3 separate regions of the Homo sapiens genome follow, and all the other regions are linked to region 2. Evidence: chromatin loops called from intact Hi-C (ENCODE). Cell type or tissue: heart right ventricle. All regions are shown on one strand.

What was found. Hi-C counts contacts between places; a loop is a spot of excess contacts. Peaks named below come from ENCODE experiments on the same cell type or tissue, not always from the same donor. Only the 100,000 strongest peaks of a DNase experiment are listed, where the experiment ranks them.
Region 1: it touches region 2 in a loop (10-fold over the local background); 91 of 110 quality-filtered maps call a loop at or near these places.
Region 3: a loop joins it to region 2, with 14 times the contacts of the local background. A loop is called at or near these places in 71 of 110 quality-filtered maps.

What each region holds. Positions count from the first base shown.
Region 1 is chr3:32,371,643-32,379,642 of GRCh38, reverse strand. LOC124909361 (a long non-coding RNA gene) reads right to left here. Exons shown (of 2, transcript XR_007095859.1): 1 at 1,596-8,000; 2 at 1,140-1,468. Among named protein-coding and RNA genes, the nearest start is that of CMTM7, 16 kb to the left of the region's middle. In heart right ventricle, CTCF peaks have their summits at 4,186 and 4,387 (motif pointing left); a DNase peak (open chromatin) is centred at 4,442.
Region 2 is chr3:32,463,598-32,471,597 of GRCh38, reverse strand. No RefSeq gene overlaps it. Among named protein-coding and RNA genes, the nearest start is that of CMTM6, 35 kb to the left of the region's middle. RefSeq lists silencers at 3,142-3,251, 3,842-3,911. In heart right ventricle, a CTCF peak has its summit at 3,598 (motif pointing right); DNase peaks (open chromatin) are centred at 3,587 and 4,535; H3K4me3 peaks cover 829 bases; H3K27ac peaks cover 254 bases.
Region 3 is chr3:32,292,939-32,300,938 of GRCh38, reverse strand. The region is part of intron 1 of CMTM8 (CKLF like MARVEL transmembrane domain containing 8); the gene reads right to left. Among named protein-coding and RNA genes, the nearest start is that of CMTM8, 58 kb to the right of the region's middle. In heart right ventricle, CTCF peaks have their summits at 3,828 and 4,043 (motif pointing left); a DNase peak (open chromatin) is centred at 4,038.

The DNA.
Region 1 (8,000 bases), 92 kb after region 2:
AGCATTAAGGATCATGCCCTTAACTTGTAGGAGAGGCTGCCCTTCAGCCTGTGCCAGCTCTCATTTTATATACCATTCCAACGAGTCTAGTGAAAATTAAGAACACTTCATTAGAAGGGGTTAGGCTGCTGCAGAGGGGAGATGTACGATCATAAAAGACAGACTGTACTGTCAGTCTGGACAGTGAGGAAAGAGCCTATAAATCTATGAAAAGTAGACACAGGAATTAAGAATGAGGCCATTTGGGGTGGGACTTTGCTGGATTACAGCACTATTCTTAATGACCATCATCCCTTATTTTATTTTTTAAATTTTATTTATTTTTTAGAGACAAGGTCTTGCTCTGCCGCCCAGGCCGGAGTGCAGTGGCATGGTCAGAGCTCACTGCAGCCTCGAACTCCTGGGCTCAAGCAATCCTCCCATCTCAGCCTCTCAAGTAGTTGAGACTATAGGCGTGTGCTACCGCACTAGGCTAATTTTTCTGTTGTAATTATTTTTTTTTTTATAGAGACAGGGTCTTGCTATGCTGCCCAGGCTGGTCTCGAATTCCTGGACTCAAGCAATCCTCTCACCTCAGCCTCCCAAATTGCTGGGACTACAGGCACATGCCATCATGCTCAGCTACCCCTTATTTTTAAAAAGTTAAAGTCCAGTGCTATTTAAGAAATCACAGAAGACTATTACATGTTATACCTTCTCTAAGTATGGTGAACGAATGTTCTGGAATTGTGTAAGACAGCAGAATAGTGTGAATGCAAGAACTTCTCTCCATGTAGGCTAGAAATACAAATGTAAATTCTCATAGTTTTTTTTTTTTCCTACTATAAGTAAGTATACAGATGTAAATTTTCACAATAATCTTGTTATTCAAAATTTGTAAATGAGTGATTTGCAGGCAGGCAGACTCTCTTTCTTACTTTATCCATGAAATCTTTCATAAATGAGATAAATGATGACCAAAGCTGACTATACTTCCTGCCGAAAAAAAGGCAAAGGCAACAGGTGCAGTCCCCTCAGTGGTCCTCATGCAATTGCCCAGGCTGCTTGTTTGTCTTTGCAAAGAGGCTGGAAGATTTTAATTTTTCCACAAATAGGATACTGATTGTTTCAACCTACTAAGACTACTGCTTTATCTTGTCTTTTAGTTAAAAATATTTATTTCCAGATTATGAATGTATTTTATGCTTACTGGAGAAAATTGGGAGAAATACAGAAAAACAAAATAAAAAATCACCTTGCGATCCTGCCACTCTTTACTACTCAAGTTTGCTCTGCCTTTTGTAAATTCAAAGTTACACCATAAACATTTTCTACTAAAAACTCCTTGTAAACAGTTTTCAGTGCCACTGATATTTTTGTGTGCACAACTTTTCTCCATCACGTATTTTTAGAAAGACAACATGTTAACTGATCTTCGATTTAATGACCAATCTAGCAACCACGGTTCAGCACAGCTTGAGAAGTGTATCTGTTAAAAATACAAAGTGGAGTCATTAATAATGGTGTTAGCCGATTCTGATTCTGAATAATCTTGGGAGGGGATATTGGGAGTACATTAATTTCTAAAGGCTCATTGAGTAGATGTAAGTACTTACTTCGGCTTTCTCCTACTGTTAGGGTTTTAGGCTGACTCCAGTTGTTTTCCCTGGATTAAAGACAGGATTAACATTTTTGTGCATGAATCTTAAACTCCTAAGAGATACATCCCCAAATCAAGGGAACAAACATATATACGGCTTTTCATATATAATGCCAAATAGATTTCTGGAAATGTACTACCTTATCCCCACACCTTGCAGTTTTCACCTGGTTCCTTTCCTCACAGTCCAGATGTTTTCAGTAAACTAGGCTGGAGGAGTTGGGACGGAGTGAGAAAATCTCAGTGCCAGCCCAAGCTATTCTAACTGAGTAACCATGGGCAAGTCATTGACAACTCAGTGGAGCCTCCATTGTCTCTACGAGATAAATGGAGCGATGGACACCTGCCTAATGTAAGGCAAAGATTTTTTTTTTTTTTTTTTGAGATGGAATCTTGCTGTGTTACCCAGGCTGGAGTGCAGTGGCACGATCTTGGCCTACTGCAACCTCCGCCTCCCGGGTTCAAGAGATTCTTCTGCCTCAGCCTCCCGAGTAGCTGGGATTACAGGCGCCCAACACCATGCCCGGCTGATTTTTTGTATTTTTAGTAGAGATGGGGTTTCACCATGTTGGCCAGGCTGGTCTCGAACTCCAGACCTCAGGTAATCCAACCGCCTCGGCCTCCCAAACTGCTGGGATTTACGTGAGCCACTGCGCCCGGCCAGGGCAAAGATTGAGGATCAACTAATATTATGTGTGAAACTCAAGTATAAAGTTGTAGGTCGAATTGTATGAAATTGCCATTTTTGTAGGACAGAGTCTAATAGTGACCATTTCACATGGCTAAACCTAGTACCGTATCATTAAATGGTTGGAGGTTATTAGGCCCCACAGCTCATAAACAGTCATTTCTATGTTCTAGAAACCTATGTACTGGTTGTGTGTTTTCCCAGGTACCCAGTTCATTAGCCACCTGGTAGCTGCTATTTATCAAGCACTGTTCTGACAATCATTTCTGGGTAACACAGATGCATCAGCTCTTCACTTCCAGGTCCCTGCTGGCCTCATCACCCAGCTGTAGCCTCCTGCATCTCCTGGCAGTCTCCCATCCCCACAGCTCTCATTTCACAGACCTCTCTTAAGCTTGCCCTCTCTATTGGTTTACCTCTATTGTCTTCTAACTCACCCTTCACGGTGTTCTAGGACTCTTCATTAACTTCCCAGTCTTTTCACTACAGTAGACATTTAATTGAACACATACTACATTCCAGGCACTGTGCTGAGCTCCAGAGGGAAGACGGGGATGAAACCTCACCTTCCCAACTCTCCAAAAGATCACAAACCAGATGGGATATAGGAGGTAATAAACAATTCAACAGCATGGCAGATGGGAGAAGGGCAAGAGTGGACATTTTTAAATATTCCACTTTTTTTCTTTTAAAATCAACTTTATCAAGCTATAATGTATATTAAAATACACCCATTTTACGTGAATAGTTTGTGAGTTTTGACAAATGTATACACCCATGCAATCCCCACCACAATCAAGATGTAGAATATTCCTGTCACCTCAGAACATCTCCGTGTGCCTCTTTGTAAGCCAACTGCTCCAGCCCTATTTCCAGGCAACCACTGATCTGCTTCCTGTCACTATAGCTTTGTTTTGCCTTTTCTAGGGTTTCATATAAATAGAATCAAATGATTTTTTTTGGTCTGGCTTCTTTTATTCAGCATAACGTTTTGGTGATTCATCCACATTGTTGCCTATATCAGTAGTTTGTTCCCTTTTATTGCTGAGCAGTATTCCATTGTAGAGATACACAATGTATTCATTCACCATTTGATAGCCATTTGGGTTGTTTCCAGTTTGGGGCAACTATGAATACAGCTGCTATGCATATTCTTGCTCAATATTTTTGTGGATATATTTCTCATGGGTGGATATCTAGGACTGGAATTGCTGGGTTACAAGTATTGTTTAACTTTGTAAGTAATTATACCATTTTACACTCCCACCAGCGGTGTATAAAAATTCCAGATGCTGCATAACCTCGCCAACACCTGGTATTTTTTTTTTTTAATTTACCCCTTCTAGAGGGTGTGAAGTAGTATCTCATTGTGGATTTAATTGCACCATATGTGATATCTAAGTTCTTTTTCCTAAATGCCAAGAGTTTAGGTCTAGTCCTCATTCTCAACGTTCTTTGGCACTTAATGCTCAACTTACCTAGAGAGAGAGAAGCCACCTCTCCAGTGACTATTTGCCTTTACGACAACACGGTGGAATTCTCCTAAGTTAAAATGGCTGGAGGCCAGATGGTTCATGTTCCTCCTCCACACTCAGCTTTCCTATTGCAATGGCCAAAGATAGGTCATGCGGTACTCCTTTGAGTACCCATCCTCCCAGCTCTTTCTTTTTCTAGGATTTTCCCACGCTATTGCCACCTTCAGCAATAACTTTAGGAAGGCCCGAGTCACTGTCAAATGGGCTTTCAAAATTTCCCTTTTTCTACCCTTCTACTGCTAAATAGCATTGGTGCTAAAGTTGGCTCCTCTCATCATCACTACCGTCTATACAGGCCCTTGTGGTGACTTGCTTGAAAGGTGTTTGCCAGGATGTCCTGAGTAATGGTTATGATGCCTGTTGTTGCAAGTAATGGAAATTAGTTTAAGTGGGCAGAATTGCTCATGTAATTGCAAAGTCAGAGCTTGGTAGCATTCAGGGCTGAATTGATTCAATGGTTCAATGATGTTATCATTGATGAAGTTTCTTTCCACCTCTTAACTCTTCGTTACTGTTAGCCTATGACTGGCTCCCCCTTGTGGTCACAAAATTTTTACAAACGACTTCCTGGCTACATATTTTCTCACCCAAGGAGAGGACTGTTGCTTCTAAGAGTTCCATCAAAAGAGCTGCAGGCCAGGGGCAGTGGCTCTCATCTGTAATCCTAGCGCTTTGGGAGGCAGAGGCAGGTGGATCGCTTGAGCCTGAGAGGTTGAGACCAGCGAAACCCTGTTTCTACAGAAAATACAAAATTAGCCAGGCGTGGTGACACATGCCTGTAGCCCCAGCTAGTCGGGAAGCTGAGGTGGGAGGATCATCTGAGTCCCGGGAAGTCTAGGCTTCAATGAGCCGTGATTCTGCCACTGCAACTCCAGCCTGGGTGACAGAGTGAGACCCTGTCTCAAAAGAAGAAGAAGAAGAAGAAGAAAAAAAAGAGTAAGCACGGATTTAATAATTCCACAATGTATACAAAAATCAAAACATCACATTGTGGCCAGGCACAGCTCATGCCTGTAATCCCAGCACTTTGGGAGGCTGAGGCACAAAGATCGTTTAAGCTCAGGAGTTCGAGACCAGCCTGGGCAATGTAGTGACACCTCATGTCTATGAAAAAAATAAAAAATTAACCAGGTGTGGTTGGTTGGTAGTAGACGACTGTGGTCTCAGTGGTCCCAGCTAGGCTGAGGTGAGAGGATTGCTTGAGCCCTGGAGGTTGAGGCTGCAGTGAGCCTATTATTGTGCCACTGTACTCTGGGTAACAGAGTGAGACCCTGTCTCAAAAAATATAAATAAATAAATAAAAAGTAAGAAAACCCCCCAAAGCCACATAACATTATAACCACAAAATACATGCAATTATTGTCAATTAAAACATTAAAAAAAGAAGGGAAATCATTTATTGAGCACCAATTGTGTGCCAGGTGCTTTAAATACATAATACATTAACACCAGCAGTTAATATGCTTGCTCTCCACACTTGCTAGCTAGATGACTTTTATAACATTTTATAAAATTGCTTAACCTCTTTGTACCTCAGTTTCCTCCTCTGTAAAGTGAGGATAATCTAGTATCTACTGCGCAGGGTTCCCCTTCTGAGAGTTAAATGAGATAATAGATGGAAAGCCCTTTAGTACAGTGCCTGGCATAAAGGGTCAATGTATATTAGATAACACACACGTACACAGCATGCCTCTTTCCCAGAACTCCCAAGCAAGCCGTGGGTCACATGACCATCTCTGAACCAATCACTGTGGTGGAGGAGGAGGGTGGTCTCATGCTGATGAGCTGAGGCAGAGCCGTAGGCTCCATTCCTAGAGTCCTAATGGAGTCGGCCTCTCACAAAACACTGGGGCTATAAGAGGGTGGTCTGGATACTGAATAAAAACTAGGGCAGTTTGAGAATATGAGGAGGAAGAAAAGATGCTGGGGAGGCAGCCACAAGGTTCCCTATGCCCTGGGTTCATTTAGCTATTCTGAATATTCTAGCAAAAACAATTCTGCCATAGATAGGAAAGTTTTCTCAAAACATATCTTCCAGATGGAATATCTTTTTAATCAGCACCTTTCTTCCCACTTACCTTCCTAAGTTTCTGAAAAGTCATCACTCTGTGATGCCAAGCACTTTCTCCCAAACCCTATCTTCTTTTACATATACCAAGAACCCAAGTTTATATACCCCCCAACTTATAACAACATGCATTATAATCTTCCCCATTATTCTAGGTCATCATCAACACTGGAAGTTATCTTACCTTCCTTCACAGCTGTCTGCTTACGATTCACATTTGGCAGCAGATGTTGCCAGCAGAACATTAATGTGCAGCCAAGTTAACAAACGCTCAGGCTGCCACCTTTCAGAGTGTGTGTGCTTGTGTGTGTGCGCGCATGTGCTTGCATGTATCATATGTCCAGATTTTTTTCGGTGAAAATTTATCTTTTCAATTAAATTTCAATAAAACCAATTTTTTCTGTGAAAACTCATCTTTTCAAAATAATAATTGTCTAGAAAACAAAAATATGGACTTTAAGTTGATTTTCTACCCAGGGCTGCATCTTCAGTTAGCATTTCTAAACGTCTACCTTCTATTACAGAGATATTTCATGTATTTATAATCTTTTGTGTGCTGATGCCCCGAAGGGATTTTCCTATGAAGGGAGCAACTTAAAAATAAAAAATAAATACTGATATCGAACATCCTCTTCTCTAGATTTTCTTGTAGTTTTCAAAGGTTGGCCAAATATTTATCTTTTGGGAGCAGTAAGTTGGAAATAGCAATAAAGAGAGATTAATTGCCTAAAGCACTTTATTGATTTGCCATGAGTGGGTAAATATATCAAGTTAAAAACTCACTCTGCTCCACCAAAGAGGACGTGAAGGTTTTGGAATGGCTGAGAGGTGAATGCAGATGGCAAGCGCAGATGGCAGAGATGAGTTTAAGTACCTTGTACACTATCCCTGTAATAATATTTTTCAAGCCCCCAGAAACCTATTTTTATGTTGACTGTATTGTGTGTGGCTTTGTTTTCTCTTGTTTTTTAAGAGAAAAAAATTAAAGCAAACCCAATTCACAACTTACAGCTCCAATCTGAACAACAGAGAATCATTTTGTTGTCTAAAAACCTACACTTAAAGCTTATTCATGAACGAAGTCTCAGTATTCAAAAGATGAAATAATAATTTCTTTTCAGTGAAAAATAAATGCTTTTTGCTGTTATTGTTTTAGTGAACTCTCAGGGTAACATAAAGGATCATGCTTCTGAAGAAACACCAATAAAGACAAGACAGCAAGTGCCCCTGCATGGACACAAACTAGGCATTGCTCTTTTGAAACAGATGCCTTTGGTGCTACCAGTTCAAGAAAGAACTAAAATTACAGTCTACTTGAAGGACATTTCAGAGTGTGGTTTACGGCACTTTTCACCCCAGAAGTTACGTTCTATAAATGTGGCCGTGATTATAGAAATGACACACACATGCTTGCGTGGAGCATAAAAGCAGGCTTCTTTCTGTTTCCAGAAGCAGGCCTCTGTAGGTTACTGTTTTTTCTGACTTTTATGGAGTGTTGTTTGCAACATAAAGTACTTGAAAAACCCACAGGGTATGTGGAAGGTGCACATGCTTTGGTGAGTGTGAGAGGGAGAGCTGGACGGAAGGGCAGAGCATGCCAACTGTGACTAGTTATTTCAGCTTTTCTGCAAAATCAGTGATGACTGGGAATCAGCTCCCCAAAGATCACATCACCAGTTGCCTACAGGTCTGTGTTATGGAAGTTCAGCCTTCCATGGCTTGCTACATTTTGGGCACAGAGTGGCCTTGTGTGCCCCCCGACACCACCTGCTCACACATCCATACCCTACACTCACCTCTCATTTTTGGAGCTTCCTTCCCCACTACCTCTTTGGGCGGGCCTAGTCCACAACCCCAGAACATTCTTCATTGGTACTTTCAAAGGTCTGGGGTGGGTATGACTAGACACTGAAGAAATCTCAACTCTCCTATGTAGGGGTAATCAGAGCTTGGATATGGAATTAGAAAAAGAGAACCAGCACAAACAGAAAAAAACAGCACTGCTAAACAGGTGAGAGATCAAGAGGCAGAGGCCATGGGAGTCATATCAACAGAGCGCACAGCTTCAGC
Region 2 (8,000 bases):
TGGCCCTTAATTGGAAGATCCATTTTCTTCTCGTGATGGGATGTTCTGGAGCTTGTCCCACCCATTTGTGAAACTTAGTTCAGAATTGCAGGATGAGAATGTCAAGTTGAAGACTGTTTTGCGTAGGCAGGGCTCAGTGATGCTGGCCGTTGTTTCTCAGCAGCAGGAAGAAGTCCTCAAGTTCAAAAGGTCAAAGTCTAGAAGAAGAACCAGAGAAGTCTGGTTTGCCAAAGGCTCTAATCAACTGTGCAGTTAGTCCCAGACCCCTGTAGTTCCTTGACCCAAAGGAAATAAAGGCTCTAGGGCAAGGCTTCTGTTACTGCTGTCTGGGCTGATTCTTAGGTTCTTTGTTGTTCAGGCTCTTGGGCAAATGTGGCCACATGTCTGATGACTTGGGGGATGGAAGCTGTAGGAATATTCTTAGGTTTGGGATGTACCATCCAGCGGCCAATTTTGCTGTAGGGCCACTTTTCTTCTTCTTCTTCTTTCTTTTTTCTTCTTTTCTCCTCCTCCTCCCCCTCCCCCTCCTCTCCTCCTCTCCTCCTTGTCCTTCTTCTATCTTCTTCTTCTTCTTCTTCCTCTTCCTCTTCCTCCTCCTCCTCCTTCTTCTTCTTTTGTAGTTGGTGGCTATTACAAAGTTTTCCTTATTTAATTGTGAAATATCTATTTGAGCTGTGACACAGCCCCCAAGATGACCACTTGAAAGGCAGAGCGCCTGGGTTTTGTCCTTGCTCAGGGCCCACCTGTCTTTCGTCAGTGGTGCTTGGGTGGCATGTAACGCCCTGAAAGCAGTCTTCTTTGTGCAGACATGATGGAAATGCCTGCCCATACACCAGCAGTTCACACTGTGCTGGGTTTGTCCAACCCACTGATGCCACATCACTGGGAAATTCAGGGCAATAAAAGTGTGCTATATGCTGTGCTCGTGAAAGCAAACTGACATTCCCCACAGGGAGATCTAAAATAATGCATTAGCAATACCCTAGGTTGCAAACCAAGTACCAGGTAGGATGGCAGCAAAACATTCATTCATTTTTATTATGTCAGCACAATTGAAACAAAAGATGGCCACACTCTTTTTGAAGCTTCCCTAATCCACAGTAGAGTTCCCAGCATCCATTCGACAGACAGGGATGTTCAGCTAAAGAAAGCTCTGTATAGGCTGGGCACGGTGGCTCCTTTGGGACGCTGAAGCAGGTGGGTCACCTGAGGTCGGTAGTTCAAGACCAGCCTGACCAACATGGAGAAACCCTGTCTCTAGTAAAAATACAAAAAAATTAGCCAGGTGTGGTGGCTCATGTCTGTAATCCCAGCTACTCGGGAGGCTGAGGCAGGAGAATCGTTTGAACCTGGGAGGCGGAGGTTGTGGTGAGCTGAGATCACGCCATTGCACTCCAGCTGGGCAATAAAAGCGGAACTCCATCTCAAAAAAAGAAAGCGCTGTATAGCACCTCTGTTGGTATAAAACCTGTGTGAGAAGACCAAATACTTTTTCTTCTCCCAGAAAGAGGCATTGTTTCAAATGTTATGCTTGGCAAGCTTTATGAGTAAACACCATTCTTGGGCATGCATCTGACTGCTCCTGATATGAGTCACCAACAGGGGTCACAATAAATGTATCCAGTGAACAGGTTCTTGCAAAAGAGAAGCACAATCCAGGCAAACACACACACACACAGACACACACACACACACAACACACCACCTCACAAAACCACAGCAAGTATGTAGTAAGTTTAGGAATATTTGGGACTTCCTCCTGGGTAGGAATGAATCTGGGGATGCAACCCCACATCTAAGTCTTGTCCCTCTGCTGTCGTTTGCCCCAGACTGAGTTGTATCAGCTGAGACTTAGATCTTTGCTCCACAGGAACTGTGACATCCACTCCAGGTTTTGTATCAGGTCATCTGCTGTTCTGAGCACCCTTACAGCCCCCTAGCTAGTCCAGCTCTGCCTGTCCCTTTCATTCCATCCATACCTGGCTTTCAGTCATAACATGTATTATGCAGGTTTTTTTCTGGGCTTTTTTTCTGATATGCAGTGGCCTCATTACTCAGAGTTTGCATTTTGTAAGAAATCCACCTCTTGTTCAAATGACTTGCTTGTTTGAGAAGTTTAGTGGCTGAAGACTCGTTTTGTCTCACTCATCCCTCTGGGGCCTTGCGGTCTTTCTCTTTCCAGTCCCCTGGCCAATCAGCCAAGCCGTTCACCACTCCCTGAGTCTGTATATTTTCTTTCCAGCGGATGATCAGATGCACTGCCCAGAGCTTTGCCCATTGGGAGTGTTTCCTTTCACTGCTGTCTTTCAAGGCTACCCCTGAAATAACACTATTAGTGCAGCCAGCACACATTTTCAGCTTGTATCCACGTGGCCCGCTGAGCCATCATCATGAGTGAACCAGGGAAGGAGAGTGAGCCAATATGAGGATATTACTGAGTTAGCCACCACTGTGTGATTGGTTGCTCGATTCCACAGGACTGTCCTCTGAGAAGCTGTGTAAAATGTGCCTCAGGGTGGTCTGGTCCAGGAGAGGAGGAGGAAGAATGCACGCACTGGTTCCTGTGTCCCATTGGTCAGTGTTACCTCACAGGGAGTGAATTCCCCTGCAGCACTTGCAAGTTGCACTGTGTGGCCGCTGAGCAGGTCCCATGGCAGTGTCCACAGGAAAGCGCCAAGGTGACAGTTGAAGGCCCAAATCACAGCTATCAGGTTATGCTGGCATGACATGGTCGTAGGCCTTGCAGGGCTAGCACTGCAGTGGTGGCTGGATCAAGGGATAGGTGAGGCCAAGAGGATGTAACATGTTGCATAATGGTAAGTGAATAAAGTCCTGAAAGATTACATACAGTGTGGTATCTTTTCCATTTAATTATAAACTACCAAGATTACAAGAAATGCAAGCCCGTGATCAATGGGGGATTTGGGAGGTTACCTTGGGAGGAAAAAGATGGGAGGGTGATGAACTGAAGAAGCATATTGTTACAGTTGAATGCAGGTTGTCACGACTAGCTTCAGTGCTGACTATAAACAAAAAATAGGGAAGGAGGGAGGAAGGAGGCCATGCATGGACCATGATTAGAGTGTAAGAGTGTTATGAACTCAGGATGATGATTAATCTGTGTACCTGAGGTTCAAATAAAACGTGCAGGCCGGGCGCGGTGGCTCACGCCTGTAATCCTAGCACTTTGAGAGGCCGAGGTGGGCGGATCATGAGGTCAGGAGTTTGAGACCAGCCTGGCCAACATGGTGAAACCCCGTCTCTACTAAAATACAAAAATTAGCCGGGCGTGGCGGTGGGCGCCTGTAATCCCAGCTACTGGGTAGGCTGAGGCAAGAGAATTGCTTGAACCTGGGAGTTGGAGGTTGCAGTGAGCCGAGATCGTGCCGCCACTGGACTCCAGCCTGGGTGACAGAGTTAGACTCTGTCTCAAAAAGAAAAAGAAACCCACAAAACAACAACAACAAAACCCCCCAAAAAACAGCAACAAAAAAACCGTGCAAGTGGATGCTTCTAATGTGAACAGTTCTTAGCTTTCCCAGAGGCGTGGCTCTCCCCAAGGAACGCGGCGGCGATGCTTCCCGATGGCCGCCAGGGGGCGTGCGCGGCCAGGAGCGGGCGCGTTGCGCGCGGGCTCCTGCAGCCACCTGCTTGGTGGGTTTTGTTTTCGCTACAGGAGAGCTGTGTCCAGCTGGGAGGTGTGGCAGCAGGCACAGCTGTTGGCCGGGGACCCCGGGGGCTCCCCAGGGAGGGCCTCCGCCCAGCGCGCTGCCCCTGGGTTCGCTAGGAAGCATCTGCCAGACCGGCGGGGCCCCGACTTTCCGGAGAACTGCCAAGACCCTGGGGCAAGCGCTTGAGGGCCCTCCTGGGCAGGATCGCAAACTGGGGCTGGCTGCTTCAGCTAGCCCCCAGCAGGTGTGTTTGGCCTGAAGTGTATCTTTGAAAAGATACTTGGCAGCATTTAAAAATCGGGAAATGTTTAGCGTGGAAATCCAGATGACCATTTCTCTGGGTCACTTGGGGCATCTGGCAGCACTTGGCCAGCGGCTCGCTCCACACGCATCCCTGCCCGGCTGATGAGGTTTGTCACAGTTTCGGTTAAATCAGTATTCCGCGTGACCATTATTCTGGCTGTTATCACTATTCACAACTGAGCCAAGCGGCACACTTCATGCTGTGGTAACATTTCCTTTTTTGCATAACTCTACGTGGAGTATTTTTTATTTTATTTTTATTTTATTTTTTTGAGAAGGAGTTTCGCTCTTTTTGCCCAGGCTGGAGTGCAATGGTGCAATCTCGCCTCATCACAACCTCTCCGCCTCCTGGGTTCAAGTGATTCTCCTGCCTCAGCCTCCCGAGTAGCTGGGATTACAGGCATGCACTACCACGCCCAGCTAATTTTGTATTTTTAGTAGAGACAGGGTTTCACCATGTTGGTCAGGCTGGTCTTGAGGTCTTGAACTCCCGACCTCAGGTGATCTGCCCGCTTCAGCCTCCCAAAGTGCTGAGATTACAGGCGTGAGCCACCGCACCCGGCCTATGTTGTTTTTTATGTACACAGAATATGGCAATAAAACCCAAACAGTCCACCAGTTGTCTCCCCAGCCCTCCTCCAACCTGGGCCCTTTCCATCCACCTGGTGCCCAGTGGTTCCTGGCATCTCCCTTTATGTCAGTGGTTTCTGTCAGGCCTCTAAGCCCAAGCTAAGCCATCATATCCCCTGTGACCTGCACGTACACATCCAGATGGCCAGTTCCTGCCTTAACTGATGACATTCCACCACAAAAGAAGTGAAAATGGCCTGTTCCTGCCTTAACTGATGATATTATCTTGAGAAATTCCTTCTCCTGGCTCATCCTGGCTCAAAAGCTCCCCTACTGAGCACCTTGTGACCCCCACTCCTGCCCGCCAGAGAACCCCCCTTTGACTGTAATTTTCCTTTACCTACCCAAATCTTATAAAACGGCCCCACCCCATCTTCCTTCGCTGACTCCCTTTTCGGACTCAGCCCGCCTGCACCCAGGTGATTAAAAGCTTTATTGCTCACACAAAGCCTGTTTGGTGGTCTCTTCACACGGACGCACATGAAATTTGGTGCTGTGACTCGGATCGGGGGACCTCCCTTGGGAGATCAATCCCCTGTCCTCCTGCTCTTTGCTCCGTGAAAAAGATCCACCTATGACCTCAGGTCCTCAGACCCACCAGCCCAAGGAACATCTCACCAATTTTAAATCAGGTAAGCAGCCTCTTTTTACTCTCTTCTCCAACCTCCCTCACTATTCCTCAACCTTTCTCCTCTCAATCTTGATGCCACACTTCAATCTCTGCCTTCTCTTAATTTCAATTCTTTTCATTTTCTGGTAGAGACAAAGGAGACACGTTTTATCTATGGACCTAAAACTCTGGCGCCGGTCATGGACTGGGAAGGCAGCCTTCCCTTGGTGTTTAATCATTGCAGGGACGCCTGATTATTCACCCACGTTTCAGAGGTGTCAGACCACGCAGGGACGCCTGCCTTGGTCCTTCACCCTTTGAGGCAAGTCCCACTTTCCTGGAGGAGGGACAAGAACCCCAACCTCTTATCTCTGTGCCCCATCCCTTTTTTCCGTGCCCTGACCCCTTTTCCACTTTTCTGGAGGGTAAGAATCCCCCACCCCTTCTCCGTGTCTCTACTCTCCTTTCTCTGGGCTTGCCTCCTTCACTATGGGCAAGCTTCCACCTTCCATTCCTCCTTCTTCTCCCTTAGCCCGTGTTCTTAAGAACTTAAAACCTCTTCAACTCACTCCTGACCTAAAACCTAAATGCCTTATTTTCTTCTGCAATGCCGCTTGACCCCAATACAAACTCGACAGTAGTTCCAAATAGCCGGAAAACGGCACTTTCAATTTTTCCATCCTACAAGATCTAAATAATTCTTGTCGTAAAATAGGCAAATGGTCTGAGGTGCCTGATGTCCAGGCATTCTTTTACACATCGGTCCCTCCCTAGTCTCTGTTCCCAATGTGACTCGTCCCAAATCTTCCTTCTTTCCCTCCCACCTGTCCCCAGTCCCAACCCCAAGCGTCGCTGAGTCTGTCTAATCTTCCTTTTCTACAGACCCATCTGACCTCTCCCCTCACCAGGCCAAGCGAGGTCTCAATTCTTCCTCAGCCTCCGCTCCTCCACCCTATAATCCTTTTATCCCCTCCCCTCCTCACACCCAGTCCAGCTTATAGTTTCGTTCCGTGACTAGCCCTCCCCAACCTGCCCAGCAATTTACTCTTAGAAAAGTGGCTGGAGCTAAAGGCATAGTCAAGGTTAATGCTCCTTTTTCTTTATCCCAAATCAGAGAGCGTTTAGGCTCTTCTTCATCAAATATAAAAACCCAGCCCAGTTCATGGCTCGTTCGGCAGCAACCCTGAGATGCTTTATAGCCCTAGATCCTAAAAGGTCAAAAGGCCGTCTTATTCTCAATATACATTGTATTACCCAATCTGCTCCCAACATTAAATAAAGCTCCAAAAATTAAATTCCGGCCCTCAAACCCCACAACAGGACTTACTTAACCTTGCCTTCAAGGTGTACAATAATAGAGTAGAGGCAGCCAAGTAGCAACATATTTCCGAGTTGCAATTCCTTGCCTCCACTGTGAGACAAACTCCAGCCACATCTCCAGCACACAAGAACTTCCAAACGCCTGAACCGCAGTGGCTAGGTGTACATCCAGAACTGCCTCCCCCAGGAGCTTGCTACAAGTGCCAGAAATCTGGCCACCAGGCCAAGGAATGCCCGCAGCCCAGGATTCCTCCTAAGCCGTGTCCCATCTGTGCAGGACCCCACTGGAAATCGGACTGTTCAACTCACCTGGCAGCCACTCCCAGAGCCCCTGGAACTCTGGCTGAAGGCTCTCTGACTCCTTCCCAGATCTTCTCGGCTTAGCAGCTGAAGACTGACACCGCCTGATTGCCTCAGAAGCTTACAGGACCATCACAGACGCTCTAAGTAACTCTCACAGTGGAGAGTAAGTCCGTCCCCTTCTTAATACGGAGGCTACCCACTCCACATTACCTTCTTTTCAAGGGCCTGTTTCTCTTGCCTCCATAACTGTTGTAGGTATTGACAGTCAAGCTTCTAAACCTCTTAAAACTCCTCAAATCTGGTGCCAACTTAGACAATACTCTTTTAAGCACTCCTTTTTAGTTATCCCCACCTGCCCAGTTCCCTTATTAGGCCGAGACACTTTAACTAAACTATCTGCTTCCCTGACTATTCCTGGACTAAGGCTACATCTCATTGCTGCCCTTCTTCCCAATCCAAAGCCTCCTTTGCGTCCTCCTCTTGTATCCCCCCACCTTAACCCACAAGTATAATATACCTCTACTCCCTCCTTGGTGACCGATCATGGACCCCTTACCATCTCATTAAAACCTAATCACCCTTACCCCGCTCAATGCCAATATCCCATCCCACAGCATGCTTTAAAAAGATTAAAGCCTGTTATCACTCGCCTGCTACAGCATGGCCTTTTAAAGCCTATAAACTCTACTTACAATTCCCCCATTTCACCTGTCCTCGAACCAGACAAGCCTTACAGGTTAGTTCAGGATCTGAGCCTTATCAACCAAATTGTTTTGCCTACCCATCCTGTGGTGCCAAACCCATATACTCTCCTATCCTCAATATCTCCCTCTACTACCCATTATTCTGTTCTGGATCTCAAACACGCTTTCTTTACTATTCCTTTGCACCCTTCATCCCAGCCTCTCTTCGCTTTCACTTGGACTGACCCTGACACTCATTAGGCTCAGCAAATTACCTGGGCTGTACTGCCGCAAGGCTTCACAGACAGGTCCCATTACTTCAGTCAAGCCCAAATTTCATCCCCATCTGTTACCTATCTGGGCATAATTCTCATAAAAACACACGTGCTCTCCCTGCTGATCGTATCTGACTAATCTCCCAAACCTCAATCCCTTACAAAACAACAACTCCTTTCCTTCCTAGGCATGCTTAGTGCGGTC
Region 3 (8,000 bases), 170 kb after region 2:
GCCCAGGCTAGAATGCAATGGCAAAATCTCGGCTCACCACAACCTCCGCCTCCCAGGTTCAAGCAATTCTCCTGCCTCAGCCTCCCAAGTAAATGGGATTACAGGCATGTGCCACCACGCCCAGCTAATTTTTTGTATTTTTAGTAGAGATGGGGTTTCTCCATGTTGGTCAGGCTGGTCTTGAACTCCCGACCTCAGGTGATCCACCCACCTCAGCCTCCCAAAGTGCTGGGATTACAGGCGTGAACCACCGTGCCCAGCCTAAAAGAATATTTTATAACATAAAATGAAATATGAAAATGCTATGAAATCCAAATTTCAGTGTCTCTAAATAAAGTTTTATTGGAACAGTGTTAGGGCTCAGAAGACAATACCCTAAAGTAAGGGCTCAGAAGCAGTTTTTCTCTGACCTTGTCCTGCTTGCCTCTCAGCCTCATTCCCCCTTTCCCCCAAAAAGGCAAGCACAGATATTAGAATCCCTCTTCCCCAATGGAGATCATGGAAACCAAAACCCTTTTCCCCAAAGCCAGCCATAAAATCTAAAAATTTCCCCTACTTTTCTGTGTAAGAATTGGCCACAAAGAAATAATCTGACTGACCTTGTTTGGTTGTAGTTCATAAGACCCCCATTCCAGAAAGGGTCCTGCCCCATACCTGGAAGGAAATTATGCTGCAGAGAGTCCAAGAAGAATCTGAACAGACAGCCCTTGCTGGGTTCCCCCGCTCAGCCTATTAGCATTAGATCACACCCTTTTGGTCCAACCACAGTTCCACACAGCTATCCATTCATCATCAAACTGAAGCATAAAAATGGATAGCTTCCCCTGTATCTTTGGGTCTTCGATCTGAAGACTGCTGTGTCACGCAAAAGTATGATCAAAGAAATGTGTTATGCTTTTGTCTGTTAACCTTTTTGTTATAGAGGTGCTGGCCATGATTTTTATGATGGAGAAGAAAGGCATCATCCCTTTTCAGCACCTACAGTGGCTGTATCCATTCAGTTATGTATTACCCGTGGCTGCTTTCACACTATGATGGCAGAGTTAAGTAGCTACAGACAGTACATATTTTGGCCTACAAAGCCCAAAATATTTACTATCTGGCAGTCTGCAGAAAAACATTGCTACATTTTCCCCTAGATTATTAGATGATCTTTGCTGGGTTTGTCAGACAATGTTCTAGTAGGATATTAAAAGGGCACTCAGTCATCTTCCTGAACTTTTTTCTAAGTTTCAAGTACATTTTTCTTGAAGACTACCGTCAATGATAATTTAATTATAAATTTAAAAATAAAGAAGAGTATAACTGAATCATTTGTAACTCAAAGGATAAATGCATGAGGGAATAGATACCTCATTTTCCAAGATGTGATTATTACGCACTGCATGCCTGCATCAAAACATCTCATGTACCCCAGGTACATAAGCACCTACTATGTAGCCACAAAAATTAAAAAATTATTTTTCTTAAAAATGACCTAATACCAGATTATATTTTCCTCTTGAATCAATGACTCCTATAAAAGGAAAGTTGATCTCTGGTGTAGAGACAGTTGAGCTAAATAGAATCTTGGCATTTCAATGGTTAAACCAAGTACTTCAACAAGTTTACAAAATACAGAGTAACCTAAGCCAATATTTTCATTGATTCAAACCAATGGTCCCTTTTAAATTCTTCTCCAAAAGGAAGGAGTAGAAGGAAGAAAAATTAACATTTGGAAATCGTGCCTTGAAATTTTCTCACCTTACACTGTATGATAATACAGGCTCTAGGCCCATGGGCTGTTTTCTATGAAAATACGTCAGGACTCTTTGAGGTGTGATCCCAAGAGGGATTTGAAGCAGCAATCTGAGCGGGGCACAGTGTTTCGTGTCTATAATCCCAACTGTTTGGGAGGCTGAGGTGGGAGGATCATTTGAGCCCAGAAGTCCAAGAGCGGCTTGGGCAACATAGCCTGGACCCCTGTCTCTAAAAAAAAAAAAATATATATATATATACATATATATATATATATGTGTGTGTGTATGTGTGTGTGTGTGTATGTGTGTATATATATGTATGTGTGTGTATATATATGTGTGTGTGTATATACACACACACATATATATACACATACACACGTGTATATATATATATATATTAGCTGGGTGTGGTGGCGCATGCCCCTAGTCCCAGCTGCTTGGGAAGCTGAGGTGGGAGGATTGCTGGAGCTCAGGAGAAGGCTGCAGTGAGCTGAGATCGCACCACTGCACTCCAGCCTGGGTGACAGAGTGAAACCCTGTCTCAAAATTTTTTTTAAAAAGCAGCAATCTGATAAGGAGCCGAATGATAGGAGAGCAAGTGAAATATGAAGTCAGGATTGTTTCAATTTAATTAGCAGAAGCTGGATATAAGAAAAATATCTAGCAAGGATCGCCCTGGAAAGAGACCAAGAGTGCTCATTCTGAAATTTTTTAAAGAGAATGAAAGATTTCAGAAAGTAAAAAAAAAAAAAAAAAAAGGGGGGTATGTTTATAGTATCTCTGTATTTTAGATCCTCAAATATTTATATAGAGTTTTTAATTAGGGGCTGGACGTGATGGCTCACGCCTGTAATCCCAGCACTTAGGGAGGCCAATGCGGGTGGATTGCTTGAGATCAGGAGTTTGAGACCAGCCTGGCCAACATGGCAAAACCTGTCTCTACCAAAAATGCAAAAATTAGCTGGGCATGGTGGTGGGAGCCTGTAGTCCCAGCTACTGGGGAGGCTGAGATAGAATTGCTTGAACCTGGGAGGCAGAGGTTGCAGTGAGCCCAGATTGTGCCACTGCACTCCAGCCTCAGCGACAGAACGAGACTCCAGCCACTGCCCCCCACCCCCAACCAAAAAAAAAAAAAAAGTTTTTAGTTAAGAGATTAGAGAGCTTTTGTTGGAGTTCTGAGCAATGGCTGCTGCTGATGACCATGAAACCAGTTGAAGAACACAAGCCAGACTTCTTTACCTTGGTGCTTGAGTTTCTCATCATCTCCAATTTTTAAAATGTTATTCTTATCCAGGGTTCCCTCATAAACACTTCAAGTCCTTAAATTAACACTCAGTCCATTTTCCCAAATCCTTCCCACACACAAACCTTATTTTCCCACCCACAGACCTGTATTTTAAAATGCCAAATCCCCCTGAGTTTAAGAACTTGTCTTTCCTTAACTTCCACAAGCTGGTAATTAACTTTCCAAATGAGGCTGGTGAGCAATAGAAGAAATTGTTATCTTTCACCATCAATGTTTTGCACAAGATGCTGTGATGACACTGCTGGGATTTCAGACAGACAAAGCAGCCTGGAGTGTCTGCGCCACCCCAGACGGGGCTGCTGCTAGCCACAGCATTCTCTGTGCAAGGTTACCACTGTATTCCCCAAGGTGAGCTTTAGTCACAAATGTTGGTTCACAGATAAGAATAGCCTCATCAAAAGTTTAGGTACAGGCCAGGCACGGTGGCTCACGCCTGTAATCCCAACACTTCGGGAGGCATAGGTGGGTGGATCACCTGAGGTCAGGAGTTGGAGACCAACCTGGCTAACATGGTGAAACCCCACCTCTACTAAAAAATGCAAAAATTAGCTGGGTGCAGTGGCGGGCGCCTGTAATCCCAGCTACTTGGGAGGCTGAGGCAGGAGAATCACTTGAACCCAGGAGGTGGAGGTTGCAGTGAGCCGAGATTGTACCACTGCACTCCAGCCTGGGCAACAAGAGTGAAACTCCATCTCAAAAATAAATAAATTAAAAAAATAAAGTTTAGATATCCCTAGACTGTGTACATTCAAGGTGAGGAAATGATGTAATCTTTCTTTGAACCCAGAGGGCAATTTTTCTAAAATCATCTTTTTGCATCAACACATCCTAAGGGGATGTTTTTCTCTCTGTTCAATGGCTAGACCACAAACCTTCCAGAAAAACAACCATCCTATGAGAGCAAACACACGGGGAGGGAGTGGAGAAGGCATCCTCAGGATCCCTTATTTACAATAACGAAAATGTGGAGGTCATGGTGGACGGCTCTGCTGCCCTCTACTGGCCATGTCAAGCATCATCAGCCACAATAACACACAGTCTGCCGCCCTGGTTTTTCCCTTTGTGGTTTTAATTAGGCACTGCTCTTCCCGAGGAAAACCTGGGTGAGAGAGGCAGGAGGCCCCCACCCATGGAACCTCAGATCTGGATGGAACATCTAATGCAACATGGGCACATTACACAACCCTAAGGGGTGCCATTCCTGTGGAATACATCAACAGAGCTCTTGCACTTAAGCAATCCTGCAGCCCCAGTGGGTCATTTAATAAATGCCCCAGAATGGTAAGTGATCATTCCAGGGTCATCAGACCTGTGATGGACCAGAAGCAGGACCTGTTGCTTGCCTCAAGGGAGTGGCAAAGGGAAACAAGATTCCTACAAAGGAAAACAGGTTCCGACTGGGCTGGCCCCAGTGAGGAGAGCCAAGTCAGAACATGTATCCACTTCCTATTCTACGCTTCAACTATCCATCTGTCTAGCCATAACTCATTGTGCCAGGTACTCATTGCAGATACATACCACCAGATGGGAGAGACAAGCCTACTCCGGAGGGGGCTGAACAATTAGGGAGATTCAGACAAGTAAACCAGCAATTACCCTATAATGCTGTAGAAGTCTGGGTCAGGTGTGGTAGCTCATGCCTGTAATCCCAGCACTTTGGGAGGCCGAGGTGGGAGGATCACTTGAGCTCAGGAATTCAAGACCAGCCTGGGCAACATAGTGAGACCTCATCTTTATTTAAAAAAAAATAAAAAATAAAAGGCTGAAGCAAAGAAGTCCTGATTGTTACTGAGCACAGAGCTGGAGGGGCACACAACACAGACTGAGAGGTGGGAAAATCAAGGATGGTTTCCTGAAGACAGTGACATCCAAGACAGAACAAAAGGATTTAAAGGATATATAGATATTAGCCAGGTGAGGTGGGCATGGAAACCATTACAGGCAAGTGGAATAACAGGTAGAATAAAGCAGAGATGAGACAGCATGGAACATTTTAGGAACTGGAGGTCCAGTGGAGCTGGAACGTAGGGTGGATAGATATCCAGGCAACAAACAAAGCCAGATAGAAAGGCAGGCCCCGGATCACACAGGGCCTTGCAGTCCAGGAAAGGAGTCTGAACCATAGCCCGGAGGCCATGAGGAGCTGCTAGGGGTTTAAGCAGAGGGGAGACATTAATAGATGTGGGTATGGGTTTCCTCCATCATACTAGGCTCTGAAGAGGTTCCATGAAGGGCAGTCATCCTTCCTGCCCCCAAGGAACTTACAGTTCCTCAACTTAACAAAATGATATACAATAGTTGGATCTATGCTTACTACTGAATCATTTACTTCTATTCATTGGGTGTCTATCACCCTAATTGAATGCAAGCTCCACAAAGACAGGGATTTTCTCTTTCCGCTGTTTTGTTTTGTTTTTTTTTTTTTTTTTTTTTTTGAGATGGAGTCTCGCTTTATTGCCCAGGCTGGAACACAGTGTTGCAATCTTGGCTTACTGCAACCTCCGCCTCCTGGATTCAAACAATTCTCCTGTCTCAGCCTCCCGAGTAGCTGAGACTACAGGTGCACGACATTATGCCCAGCTAATTTTTGTATTTTTAACAGAGATGGGGTTTCACCACATTGCTCAGGCTGTTCTCGAACTCCTGACCTCAGGTGATCCACTTGCCTTGGCCTCCCAAAGGGCTGGGATTACAGGCATGAGCTACCGTGCCCAGCCTAAATCCTCAGTTTTGAGATCTATGCCTGGAACAAAATATGTGTTCAAATAATTGCTGAATAAATCACCATTCACTTCCTATAAAGTTTGTTGTTTTGTTTCATTTTGTTTTATTTTTTGAGACAGAGTCTTGCTCTGTCACCCAGGCTGGATTGCAGTGGCATGATATCAGCTCACTACAACCTCCGCCTCCCAAGCTCAAGAGATTCTCCTGCCTCAACCTCCCAAGTAGCTGGGATTATAGGTGTGCACCACCACACCCAGCTAATTTTTGTAGTTTTAGTAGAGATGGGGTTTCACCATGTTGGCCTGGCTGGTCTCAAATTCCTGGCCTTGAGTGATCCGCTCGCCTCGGCCTCCCAAAGTGCTGGGATTACAGGTGTGAGCCACCGCATCTGGCCACAGTTTTGTGTTTTAAAGAATAGACACAATATCTTTATTCACTGCATGCAAGGGCACATGGAAGGCAGGGCAGAAAACAAGAAGACGGATCTGCCCTCGAGGAGCTGATGTTTATTAAATGCCTATCTGCTGCCGCATACTTTATGTGGCTTCTCCTAGAGAAGTATCATTCCCATTTTATAGATGAGAAAACTGAGGCTCCAAGAAGAAATTTGACCAAGGATCCAGAGATAGTAAGTGGTAAGGCTGGAATTCAAAACCAGACCTGCCTGACTGCAGACTCCCACCTGGCTCTGGGCAACAGCTATGTGACTGGCAGCCACACAAGGCAGCAGCACTAAGCCAGAGGGAACGTGGAGAAGGACAAAAATGCAGCGTAAAGCATAATCGGAAAACGTTTCATAGAGAAGAAGGCATCTGGAAGCCTCACAGGATGTGAAAATGTCTAAAGTGAAATGGAAGAGCATTCCTGACAGAGGGACAGCAAGCACAAAGACCTGGACACAGATGTGCACAGGACACTTGCCATTCAGGGAAAAGCAGACTAGGCTGAGTTCACTTAGCTCCTTGTTCACGATATGTAAGGCTGGATCAATGTTACTCAGGTTAAGAAACATGAGGCACTTCTCACCTATGGGATAGGCAAGAATTCAAACGTTTCACAATCCTGTTGGTGAGGCTGTGGAGAAACTGGCCTCTCAAGTCACTGCTGATAAGAGTACCAAAGGGCACGACTCTCATGGAGGAGAAATCTGGAGGTGGCCACCAAAATGAGATGTATTTACCCTTGATCCTGCAACCCCAGTTCTGGGATCTAACCTACAGATACACCTGCACAACCAATACACCTGCACAACAGATACACCTGCACAAAGAAGAATGACACATGAACAGGCTTACTCACAGAGCACAGTTTGTTTATTTATTGAGGCAGAGTCTCCCTCTGTCACCCAGGCTAGAGTGCAGTGGCACAATATCAGCTCACAGCAACCTCTACCTCCTGGTTCAAGTGATTCTTCTGCCTCAGCCTCCCGAGTAGCTGGGACTACAGGTGTGTGCCACTACACCTGGCTAATTTTTGTATTTTTAGTAGAGACGAGGTTTCTCCATGTTGCCCAAGCTGGTCTTGAACTCCTGACCTCAGGTGATCCACCTGCCTTGGCCTCCCAAAGTGCTGGGATTACAGATGTGAGTCACTGCACCTGGCCTATTTATTTCTTGAGACAGAGTCTCACTCACTCTGTTGCCCAGGCTGGAATGCAGTGGCACAATCTTGGCTCACTGCAACCTCCGCCTCCCGGATTCAAGCAATTCTCCCATCTCAGCCTTCCAAGTAGCTGGGATTACAGGTGGGCACCATGCCTGGCTAATTTTTGTACTTTTAGTAGAGATGGGGTTTCGCCATGTTGGCCAGGTTGGTCTCAAACTCCTGACCTCAAGTGATCTGCCCACCTCAGCCTCCCCAAGTGTGGGGATTACAGGCATGAGCCACCACGCCTGGCCTGAGCACAGTTTAATAGCTACAGATTGGAAACAAGTACCCAATTAACCACAGTGGACAAGTTCAATCAATGATGGCACCTCCACACCATGGACTGCTACATAGCCGCCAAAGTGAGGGCAGCCTCCACTGATTCAGAGATCTCTAGGATATCTATACATGTAAAAGTTAAATATATATATATATATATATACACACACATATATACACACATCATATATTCTGGGACACATGTATCAGGATATGGATAGACGTCTATCAGGACATGGATATATATCTATCTATTAGGATATGGATATATGTCTATCAGGATATATGCATGTCAGGAAGAG